Regions from separate parts of the Homo sapiens genome. Here region 2 is linked to region 1. The links are chromatin contacts, found by Hi-C or POLR2A ChIA-PET in ENCODE. All regions are on one chromosome and are shown on one strand. The core of a region is the stretch at or near the end of the contact, and the rest is flanking DNA. Distances in the headings are between cores, read along the strand shown. Region 1 holds the start of CR1 (complement C3b/C4b receptor 1 (Knops blood group)). Region 2 overlaps CD46 (CD46 molecule).

What was found. Hi-C counts contacts between places; a loop is a spot of excess contacts on that map. ChIA-PET counts read pairs that join two places held with the same protein, here RNA polymerase II (POLR2A). Pooled maps may share reads with other maps.
Region 2: a pooled map shows a loop between it and region 1 (2.2-fold over the local background). The contact joins the enhancer-like site here to the promoter of CR1 in region 1. A Hi-C loop is called at or near these places in 7 of 50 pooled maps. POLR2A ChIA-PET finds 5 or more read pairs at or near these places in 2 of 52 experiments (BJ and activated CD4-positive, alpha-beta memory T cell).

Annotation. Positions count from the first base shown.
Region 1 is chr1:207,494,310-207,499,290 of GRCh38, reverse strand. CR1 (complement C3b/C4b receptor 1 (Knops blood group)) reads right to left here and starts at 3,134. Exons shown (of 47, transcript NM_000651.6): 1 at 2,903-3,134. The coding sequence starts at 3,023.
Region 2 is chr1:207,794,090-207,799,454 of GRCh38, reverse strand. It overlaps CD46 (CD46 molecule), which reads right to left. Exons shown (of 13, transcript NM_172351.3): 13 at 3,951-5,365. Among named protein-coding and RNA genes, the nearest start is that of MIR29C, 5.2 kb to the left of the region's middle. RefSeq lists enhancers at 61-190, 481-620, 731-830. Within about 2 kb of position 1,939, at least 7 of the 41 ENCODE cell types and tissues checked have a DNase peak (open chromatin) inside an H3K27ac peak, as active enhancers do.

The DNA of each region.
Region 1 (4,981 bases), core at 1,885-4,384:
GGCCCCTTTATCATTATATGATGCCCCTCTTTATCCCTAATAATTTTTCTTGGTCTGAAGTCTGCTGTGTTTGAAATTAACACAGCTATTCCTGCTTTCTGTGACTAGCATTAGCATGGTATATCTTTATCCATTTACTTTTCATATATATTGTCTATATTTAAAACGGTCTTGTTGTACACAGTATATAGTTGGGTCTTGTTTCTTGATCCACTCTGATGATCTGTTTCAAATGGTGCATTTCGATCATTGACACTCAAAATGATTGTTGATATAGTTGCTTTAGTTTTGTTACTGGTTTTTATTTGTTGCTTTTTTTCTCTTGTTCTCTGTTTCTATTTTTTGTCTTCCATTCTTTTCCTGCCCTTTATTGTTTTTTGTTTTGTTTGTTTGTTTCTTTTTTTTTTTTTTTTGATTTGGAGTTGCGCTCTGTCACCCAGGCTGGAGTGCAATGGCACGATCTCGACTCACTGCAACCTCCGCCTCCCAGGTTCAAGCGATTCTCATGCCTCAGCCTCCCGAGTAGCTGGGACTACAGGCACCCACCATCATGCCCTGGTAATTTTTGTGTTTTTGTAGAGACAGGGTTTCACTATGTTGGCCAGGCTGGTCTTGAACTCCTGACTTGAGGTGATCCACCCACCTCAGCCTCCCAAAGTGCTGGGATTATGGGCATGAGCCACTGTCCCCAGCCATCTTTATTGTTTTAACTGAGCATTTTATATGATGCAATTCTCTCTTACTTATTAACATATAAATTATAGTTCTTTTTTTCACATTTTTCAGGGGTTGTCCTACATTTGCAATATCTATTTGCAGCTAATCTAAGTCCTCTTTCAAATAGCACTATACCACTTTACGGGTACTGTGAGTAACTCATAATAACAAAACAATCCTAGCTCCTCTGCTATTTTTTGTCGTATGCAATCTGTTTCTAGATTCACTCTTTAAGTGCTAGTAAAGCCATATACCTTTCACTCATCCTTTCCTGATCATAGGAGTTGAGATTTCTCGCTTTTCGGTGATCCTGCAGTCTTGCACGACTTCTTAGTCATGGTTTTTCAGACATGCATGGGGGTTTTCAGATTACAAAACACTGTCACATGCATTACACCATCTGATTTTCAAAACGTCTCTCTCAGAGATCAGGATGTCAGTTGTGCTCATTTTATACATGTGGACACTGAAGGTCAGTGATGTGACTTAACTTACTGGGTCCAAGACACCAGCTGGTAAGTAGCAGAGGCTGGAAAAAGCAGAACGCTGGCTTCCTAATAAGTAGATTTCATAAAACTCCACCACCTACTTCTATATGCATACACTTTGGGTGCAGAGCTCTTATACTTCTTTAAAATTCCAAAGGACCGTGCACACTGGAAGCATCCATCAGCATTTTAAAATTTAAATTATGTCAGCAACAAAATTTCTAGGTAGTTTAGTTTAGGCTGTTTCACATTTGGAAGTTATTGTGATAACCTCAGTAAATTTTTTTTTTGCAATTAATAGTGTCTGGGATTGTTTATAACAGTAACTTAATCAACATAGGCTAAGTAAAACAACATTCTAGTAAGAAGAGGGCCAGTACTCCCAAAGATGACACAAATTCCTAAGCGTTGACAACAGATTGCTTAACTTACTGGGCATGCTTCTCTCCTAAAAATAAGATTGTACGTTTTATCACATCTCTGCACCTGACAGGTTACTTTCTGGTGCCTAAGGAGATCAAATATTAATAACAACTCTTGCGGGACTTGGTTCTACTTTATTTTATTTTATTTACTCTTTTAGAGAAGAAGGAACACTCAAATAATGAATGTAAAATGTCTAGTGGCAGAGAAGGGCGAACCCGGAGTTGTCAGGAATAGGCTGGACAAAAACAACCAAGACTGTCACTTCAAATGAGATGTTGCCAGTGAGTCTAGGCAACCAAGAAGACTTCTGGGGAGCCGAAAAATAATAATAGAAGGGTTCTAACTGAAGATGTTTACCTATTTGAAGTTAAGAAAAAGGAAGAGATGTGGCCTCAAAATTTCCATAATAATTATAATAGGCGTTATTTTGTACTAAACACATCACTAAAATGCGAACTGTAAACATATCTACTGTCCCTTCTACCTGCAACGGTTACATTGCATGTTCTGGGGCTTCCCTTGCTCTTCTAATCCGCAAGTGCCTGGCATGCATCTGTCTTAAAGTATGCTGTCAATTAAGTGCATGGTGATGATGGCCGTGGTGGCTTGGTGTGGGGGGCGAGGACAGTTCCATGCGGGGCAGTTGTCAGGTAACACCTGCATCCCTAGGACTGCTTGTCTAAACACCATTGGGAGCAAAGTACAGAGGTAACGGTTGGGGGATAGAAATGGACTCGGGGACACATAGCCCTGTGTTAGATACTCGACAGGCTTAATGCCACTGAGGCAGCAACTCCACGATGCAGAGATACCAGTGTCCCCATTTTACAGAAGAGCAAACAGACTCAGGTGTGCTAAGTTGCCTCACAGTTAAGTTTCTAGGACCAGAACTCAGGTTTGTCGGATCCCCAAGTTCCCTTTCACTAGGATCAACGCCACGTCTTGGCTATAGCCAGCCGAGGCTGTGAATACACAAAGGCAAGGAATTTCGTGCGGCACCCGCTCAGCATCTGCGCCTTCCACTGCGCTCGTCACGACTTAAGCCCCTGCACCTGGGAACTCCACGCTTACCCAGAAGCAGCGAGGGTCTCCAGTGCGCAGAAGGATCCTACACCCGCCGCCCTGCCGGGTCGCGCGCTCAGCCCACCCATCGCGCTGCCTTCGGACCCGGGCGCGCAGAGCAGCGCAGCTCAGCGCTGCACGCGAGTTCTCTGCGGGGCCCCGGGTTCCTCGTCCGCCCGGGCGCCTCCCCACGCCCGCCCGCCTCTCACCCCAGGCCACCGGCAGCGCAAGCAGCACCACAACCGCCAGCAGGGATCCTCCGCAGCAGAAGGGGAGACCGGGCGCCGGCGGCCCGACAGGCTCCGGGCTTCTTGGAGAAGAGGCCCCCATTCTCCCCAAGCACATCTACAAACCAGATTTGATCTCGAAGAAAACTGAAATAAGAGGAAAAGCTCAGCGAAAATAGGAGTGACCAATCATTGTGCTCCGCGCCCAGAGTGTGGGGAGGGCTGCGGGGTTCCGGGACAAAATGCTTTTGACCACAGCTTCCCCTTCATGGGCGAGGTCATGTTTACTCCCCATTTGCATTGTTTCTAACGAGTTTCGCTGGCAGAGCCCACCTTGCTGACCCAGGTGCAGCAGCAGAGCTTGACAATGCTCGGGCTTCCGATGGATCCCGCGTGTGAGGCCCTGCGCTTCCAGACAAAGGCGGTGGATGATGGCAGCTCGCCTCCAAACACCCTGCTTAACTTTTCCTCTTTGCAAGAATGTGTGTGGGAAGGTCAGCTAATGAAATGCCTGCTCTCCGTGTTGAAGGGCAATTGCAGGCGATGTGTACGGTGTACAGGGAATGTGAAGAAACAATTTCCTTACCCTGAATTGAGACGTCATGCCATTGTAAGATTTTTTAAAAGGGAGGGACAATTAGATACACATTTAAAAAATGTAAATCTGTGTATAGTATGGAAGGTAGATTAGAATAGGGCAATAATGGACTGCGAAGACCAGTCAGGGGAGCTTTTGCCGACATCCAAGTGAGGTTTGATGGCGGCCCTGACTGGGTGGATAAAGTGGACAATTAACAAAGATATTGGAGATGGAATGAACAGTTGCTCATGTATTGGATTTTGGTTACTTCCTTTCTTAAGGTTGGTGGTGAGAAGAAAGCAATCAAGAGTTAGCCCCCTTGCGGTAGTTTGCTGAGAATGATGGTTTCCAGCTTCCACAATGAGAACACATGGACACAGGAAGAGGAACATCACACACCGGGGCCTGTTGTGGGGTGGGGGGAGGGGGGAGGGATAGCATTAGGAGATATACCTAATGTAAAGGACGAGTTAATGGGTGCAGCACACCAACGTCGCACATGTATGCATATGTAACAAACCTGCACGTTGTGCACATGTACCCTAAAACTTAAAGTATAATAAAAAAAAGAAACAAAAAAAAGAAAAAAGAAAGAAATAATTAAATAATTAAGTTTAAAAAAGGTAGAAAAAATAATATTTTATCTTTTTTATTGGGGGTGGCCTGTCCTTCTGACATGTACTGCCTGCCTGTAGGTAGGCTATTTTGCCTGGGTTTTTCTCTTAAAATAATTTTGACTTTAAACCTTGATTTTGTTGTTGTTGTTGTTGTTGTTGCTAATTTTATGTTAAACTTGTTTTCCTTAACCATTAAAAGGAGACATGATTCAGAAAAGAAAAAAAAAAAAGAGTTAGCCCCAGGATTAGAAATGAATGGTGGTGCTACTTACTGAAATAAGAAGTATGGATGTAGGACTGACAGATTTAGGGCAGAGGGTTAAGTATTCAAGGATGAATGTATTCCTCCTATCTATCTGTGATCCTGTGCCCTTTAACCAATCTCTCTCCATCTCCCATTGTCTCTCCCTTCCCCAGCCTCTGGTAACCAGTATTCTACCCTCTACTTCTATGAGATGAGTTTTTTAGAGTCCACATATGACTAATAACATACAGCATTTGTCTTTCTGTGCGCATTGGTTTCCATTAGGCTTCCTCCCAAAATTCTAGTGGAAGAAATGTCTACTTTGATCATATCACTTATCACAGTTTTTAGTACATCCAGTGACATTCTTTTAAGGATTTGCTATCATCATTTCAAGTTATTCTCAACAGAGTAATGGGAGTAGCAGCCAGATTGTAGTAGGCTTAGGAAAAGAGAAGAGGAGAAGGCTCATTTCCCCAGTTTTACATCACATGCTATCAGAAGGTGCCACTCCTTACCACTTCTGCTGGTATCCATCTCCTAGTATCTACTTTCTCCCTCATTCCTTGAAAGTTTGAGCTCCTGGCTCATGGCCACCTTCTCCACTGTTACTTCTGCCA
Region 2 (5,365 bases), core at 690-3,189, 300 kb before region 1:
AGGAGAGTACCTGGCAGACTAGTGTGTCCATACTTCGATGGAGCTTGAGAGTTTTCCTTGAACACAAAAGTTGTATTTTTGAGTTTATTCTAGTATGATGGTGCCCTACCCTATCTTCCTATTCAGTTCACCCAAAGAGCCTTTAAATTAGTGTTCCCTTGGTCCCATCCCTACAGTCTCTGGTTTTGCTGGTCTGGGAATGGGTCTGGACATCACTGTTGTTTTAAAGTTGAGAGCCTCTCTTCTGTGGTCTTGTTCCTAAAACGCTTTACTACTCACTGTGGTCTGAGGGCCCCCAGCACTGGTGTGTTAGTTTCCTGTGGCTGCCCTAAAAAATTACCACAAACATGGTGTCTTAAAACAACACACATTTGTACAGTTACAGATTCCAGAAGCCTGCAATCAGCTCACTGGACTGCAAGGGCCACCCGCCCTCTCAGAAGCGCCGGGAGAGAACAGGTTTTCTTGCCTTCTTCAGCTGCTAGAGCTGCGTTCTTTGGCTTGCACCCCCTTCCTCTGTCTTCCAAGCCAGCGGGGCAGTCTTTTGCTTCAGTGGCCATGTTGTCTTCTGGCACAGTCACATCTCCCCCTGCCTCCCTCTTAGAAGGACCCTTGTGGTTACATTTAGGGCCCCCACCTGGATAATCCAGGATAATCTCCCTATTTCAATTTTCTTAATCTCATCTGTAAAGACCCTTTTGCCATATAAAGTAACATTCACAGGTTCCAGGTATTAGGACTTGGATATCTTTAGAGGCCATCATACAGCCCACCACAAACAGCTCCTTAGGCACTCATTAGAAATGCAGAACCTCAGGCCCCAACCGATACCTTTTGAATCTTCTGATTCTAATTTAAGAAGATCACCATGTAACTCACTAGCACACTAAGACTTGAGAAGCACGATGCTATGGGAACCTAACCAAAGAATTCTCAAGTCCCAACTTAAATACAAATTTACAGAGTATTTTTCCTAGGAACGCTTTCAGGTGGAGGAGATTAATCAGACGATAGATAATTTTCCTGAACACCATTCTGAAGTGCTTCTCTAAGCATTTGTTCCTGAATTCTCTCTCAATGAAGCCACAAGCCCCAAACACCAGGATTACTGTTTACAGGGGTTCCTGTTTACAGTAGTTTAGCACAGGGTTTGCCACACTGCAGCATATTATTATAGTTTAGTTTTGTAAAAAGCTACATGAGAGAGGTAAATCTTATAAATGGAGGTGGAGTCTCCTAACACCAGTTTTACCACCTCTGTACAGGTTTCCCTGGGCTATGTACTATCGAATCAGGAATCAGGAAGGGCGGCTTTTTCAAATGTTATCTATACTTTTGGCAATTTGTTCAAACGTTCTGCTGGTATGTGAGAGGGAAGGAAAAATTGTTTATTGACCACAGATCCACAATATTATACTTCTCCTATACTTAAGCAATAAGGGACAGCATTTAAAACTCTTTTAAAAATGTTAATCTTGGCTGGGCACAGTGGCTCATGCCTGGATCCCCAGTAATTTGGAACACTGAGGCAGGCAGATTGCTTGAGGCCAGGAGTTCGAGACTAGCTTGGGCAACATGCGAGAGCCCGTCTCTACAAAAAAAAAAAAAAAATACAAAAATTATCCAGGCATGGTGGTGCACACCTGTAGTCCCAGCTGTTGGGGAAAGCTAAGTTGGGAGGATCCCTTGAACCCAGGAGGTTGAGGCTGCAGTAAGCTGTGATTGAGCCACTGAGCTCCAGCCTGGGTGACAGAGCGAGATCCTGTGTCAAAAAATAATTTTGATTTCACGGAAGGAGAAGAGGACTAGTCTTATACCATATCCCAAATGAAATTGAAAATGTCTTCTGGGAATCACAGCAATGACTCAAACTTCTGAATAGTGACTAGGTTTGAGCTGGTAAGGAAGGGATTGTCAAATGCCGTGACAGTCCACAGGAGGGCAGCAGTGCTCCGATTTACAAAGGATTAGTCATACTAGTGTAACCTTTTCTGAGTGAGCCTAGAAATTCTGATGAAAACAGTGTAGTCCAGGAAAAAAAAAAAAAAAATCTGTATGTACAATCACTCAATTTTGAATCATTTCTGGAAGTTATTAGACTCCATGTTAAATCCTACTTAAGTACAAGTATGCAAAATTTAAAAATATGCAGAAAAGCTCATTCTTGGTTAAAATGTTAGCTGAAAGACATTACTAAGTTTTAGAATACCATAGAGTTGACTATTTCCCACAAACCCTAAAATCTACTTGAACACCACAAATTCATATTCCTTCTAATCCCAAGTCCCTTCAGCATTCTTACAGATTTATTGTTAGTTACCTTACAAAGTAACTAACTGTCCCCATGTATTTTATCCCAATTTAAAAAATACATTACAGTCTCAAGGTCACATAAGATTTTCCAAAATGCTCTATTCATAGTCAATATAATTTTCAGGCCGGGTGCGGTGGCTCATGCCTGTAATCCCAGCACTTTGGGAGGCCAAGGTGGGCGGATCACCTGAGGTTGGGAGTTCGAGACCAGCCTGACCAACATGGAGAAACCCCGTCTCTACTAAAAATACAAAATTAGCCAGACGCGGTGGTGCATGCCTGTAATCCCAGCTACTCAGGAGGCTGAGTCAGGAGAATCGCTTGAACCCAGAAGGTGGAAGCTGTGGTGAGCCGAGATAGTGCCATTGCACTCCAGCCTGGGCAACAAGATCGAAACTCCATCTCAAAATATGTGTGTGTGTGTGTGTGTGTGTGTGTGTGTGTGTGTATATATATATATATATATATACACACACACACATATATATATAATTTTCACCTAGTGTTTTATTAAACAGAATGCTTCTGTATTTTTATGTTTATTTGAGACAATGCTTCTGTATTTCTAAACAACAGCTAGCCTTGTTCAGTTAGCCAAACAACAAAACCTTAATTCAAGTCTTCAATGAAATTTTCTGATTTAATAGGCTGAATTAAGAAAGCCATAATTTTCTTCTATAAATATAAGCCTTTAACTTCTATCTTTACAAGTTTATATAGAAAAATTTACTGTGGGGCTTGAGATTTACTAATGCATGGGTTTTCAACCTTAGCTGCACTTTGGAATCATTTAGGACGCTTGGAAATCCCTACACCCAAACCACATCCCAGATCAATTACACTAGAAATCTCTAGGGGTGGGACCCAGGTGTCTGTAAATATCCCCCGGTGATTGCAATGTGCAGCCATGGTTGAGAAACACTGAAGCCTGCTCTGAGAAATTTAGCAATCCGACTTAATTCAAATCTGCAGAGAGAGCAACAATGATTTTTGCAGAAACAACCAAATCCTACTAGTTACATAAATTTTATACTTTGTTAGGACTTGGGTTTTTATTTAGCTCTACATATGCGATCATAGGATGCAGAAGATATATCTTCTACTGGACACGTATATATAGATGCTTAAATGTGGCTATCCCAAGGTTAGGTAATAATAAAGACTATAAGAGCTGGGCAGAAATCAGGCACAGTTTCATGAAGGGTAATATCTGAGCTGGGCCTTGGAAGATGCATAGGATCTCAACAGGACAGTAGGTGTTTCAAGCAACAATGAACTAGGAATACAGCAGAAAGCACAGGGGAAATGGTCAGGCTTGACTGAGAGTAGGTTATTTGAAGAAGTGCAATAGAAAATGCTTGGGGAAGAAAGTTGGGATTTAATTGTAAAAGGTCTTCAAGTATCAGGCTAAGAAATGTGGACTTCATCCAGTAGGTAATGTGATGTCACTGGATATCTGTGCAGTATCTATGTGATGGGTTGGGAGTGGAGAAGCCTGGGGATACTTAAGGGTCTGAGCTAGGAGGGACAGGAGGAATGGCTGTGGGAGTGGAATGGTTAGAAGATGGGCCCAATTAGAAACATACTTCAATTTGAGACAAAACCCACTAGAAATAAACACATCATCATGAAACATCTCCAAATGTACAATTTTATTTTAACAGATTTCAAGAGTCCATTTTTTAAAAAATGAGCAATAAAGAACCTCTATCAGTGAGACTTCTCATTTTATAGCAAATACATTTTTGCAGCTTAAATTTTCTTGAATTCATATACGCTTCTGTCATTTAAACAAACTTCCAGAGAAAACTGGTCTCTATATATTTAAGTAACAAATTTGACAAAATACATATTTATACATATATAGATCTCTAATATAAATATTAAATTTGAAAAAATCAAATGTGAAGCAGAAACTGCTATACAAGTATATTGTATAATATTTATTTTATACATTAAAGTATTTGGTTGAATATACTTCAATTAGGTTTCTAAAAAACACCATTATCTGCTTCTTAGTAATTGCGACATTCTTGAAAAGCATGTGAAACGGGTATAAACTTCAACTCTGTGCTTAATTCAGAATTCCTGTTTGTTCTCCTCAAACTTTTATCTTCCTAAAGCATCTTGCCAGAGACTACAAAGGAAAGGAACATTTACAGAGCACTATAAACATGTCTTTGGACAGTAAAACAGTATTTATTCTTCTACACTCTTGATTTTCCAATCATATCTTCCTCAAGGCAATGTTTCTTTGGCCCAATTTGTGCAACTAAACATAAAATTTCAAAACACAACTTTTAACAGTGTGATATGAAATGCAGTGGCAGTCCCTGCTTTTCGCCTGCTGGCTTCTTTGAAAGAAACTGCTTGGCTAAGGGACTCAGTAGAGGGCTGAGATCTGCCTGAGTATAAAGTGCTACCTGAGCTATATTTACTTCTTCCATCCCTTGGTACAATCAACAGCAAATAGACAAAATGAAGTTACCTTCCTGAGATACATGGCTTACTTTGTACTCTGCCTTTTAGGAGATGAGGTAAGACATATACATAGATGGCTTTTACTAGCCAAGGCAATGTAAATGGACTAAGATTCTCATGTGACTTGAGGTTATCTGATGAATTTATTCTCTTCAAAACCACCTACTTTTAGAGGGCATGTTTAACCCCTCTCTTTATTTAAGGAGGGAGAGAAAAACACATGTAACCAGAATTCAGAGTGGGTTACTCAACCTAAGAGAACATACGGAGTTCTCTTTGGGAAAACAACAAGACTACAGTGTTCACTTCGCACCATGAAGTGGCACTCCTGTTATGGCTGTCAGAGTCCTCTCACTTCTTATGAAAGGATGCATCTGATTCTGAAATTACTGATATATTCGATCAGTTAGGGATGTTTTAAAAAGTGAAAACAAATGCCACACATACACTTTCTAGCTTTCTGAAATCACCGAACACATTACAAAAAATAGAGAATTTACCCTATTAACTTTTAGAGAATTTTCCAATAATATTCTTGGTTAAAGAAGCCAAGTTTGTGCATATTCCCAAT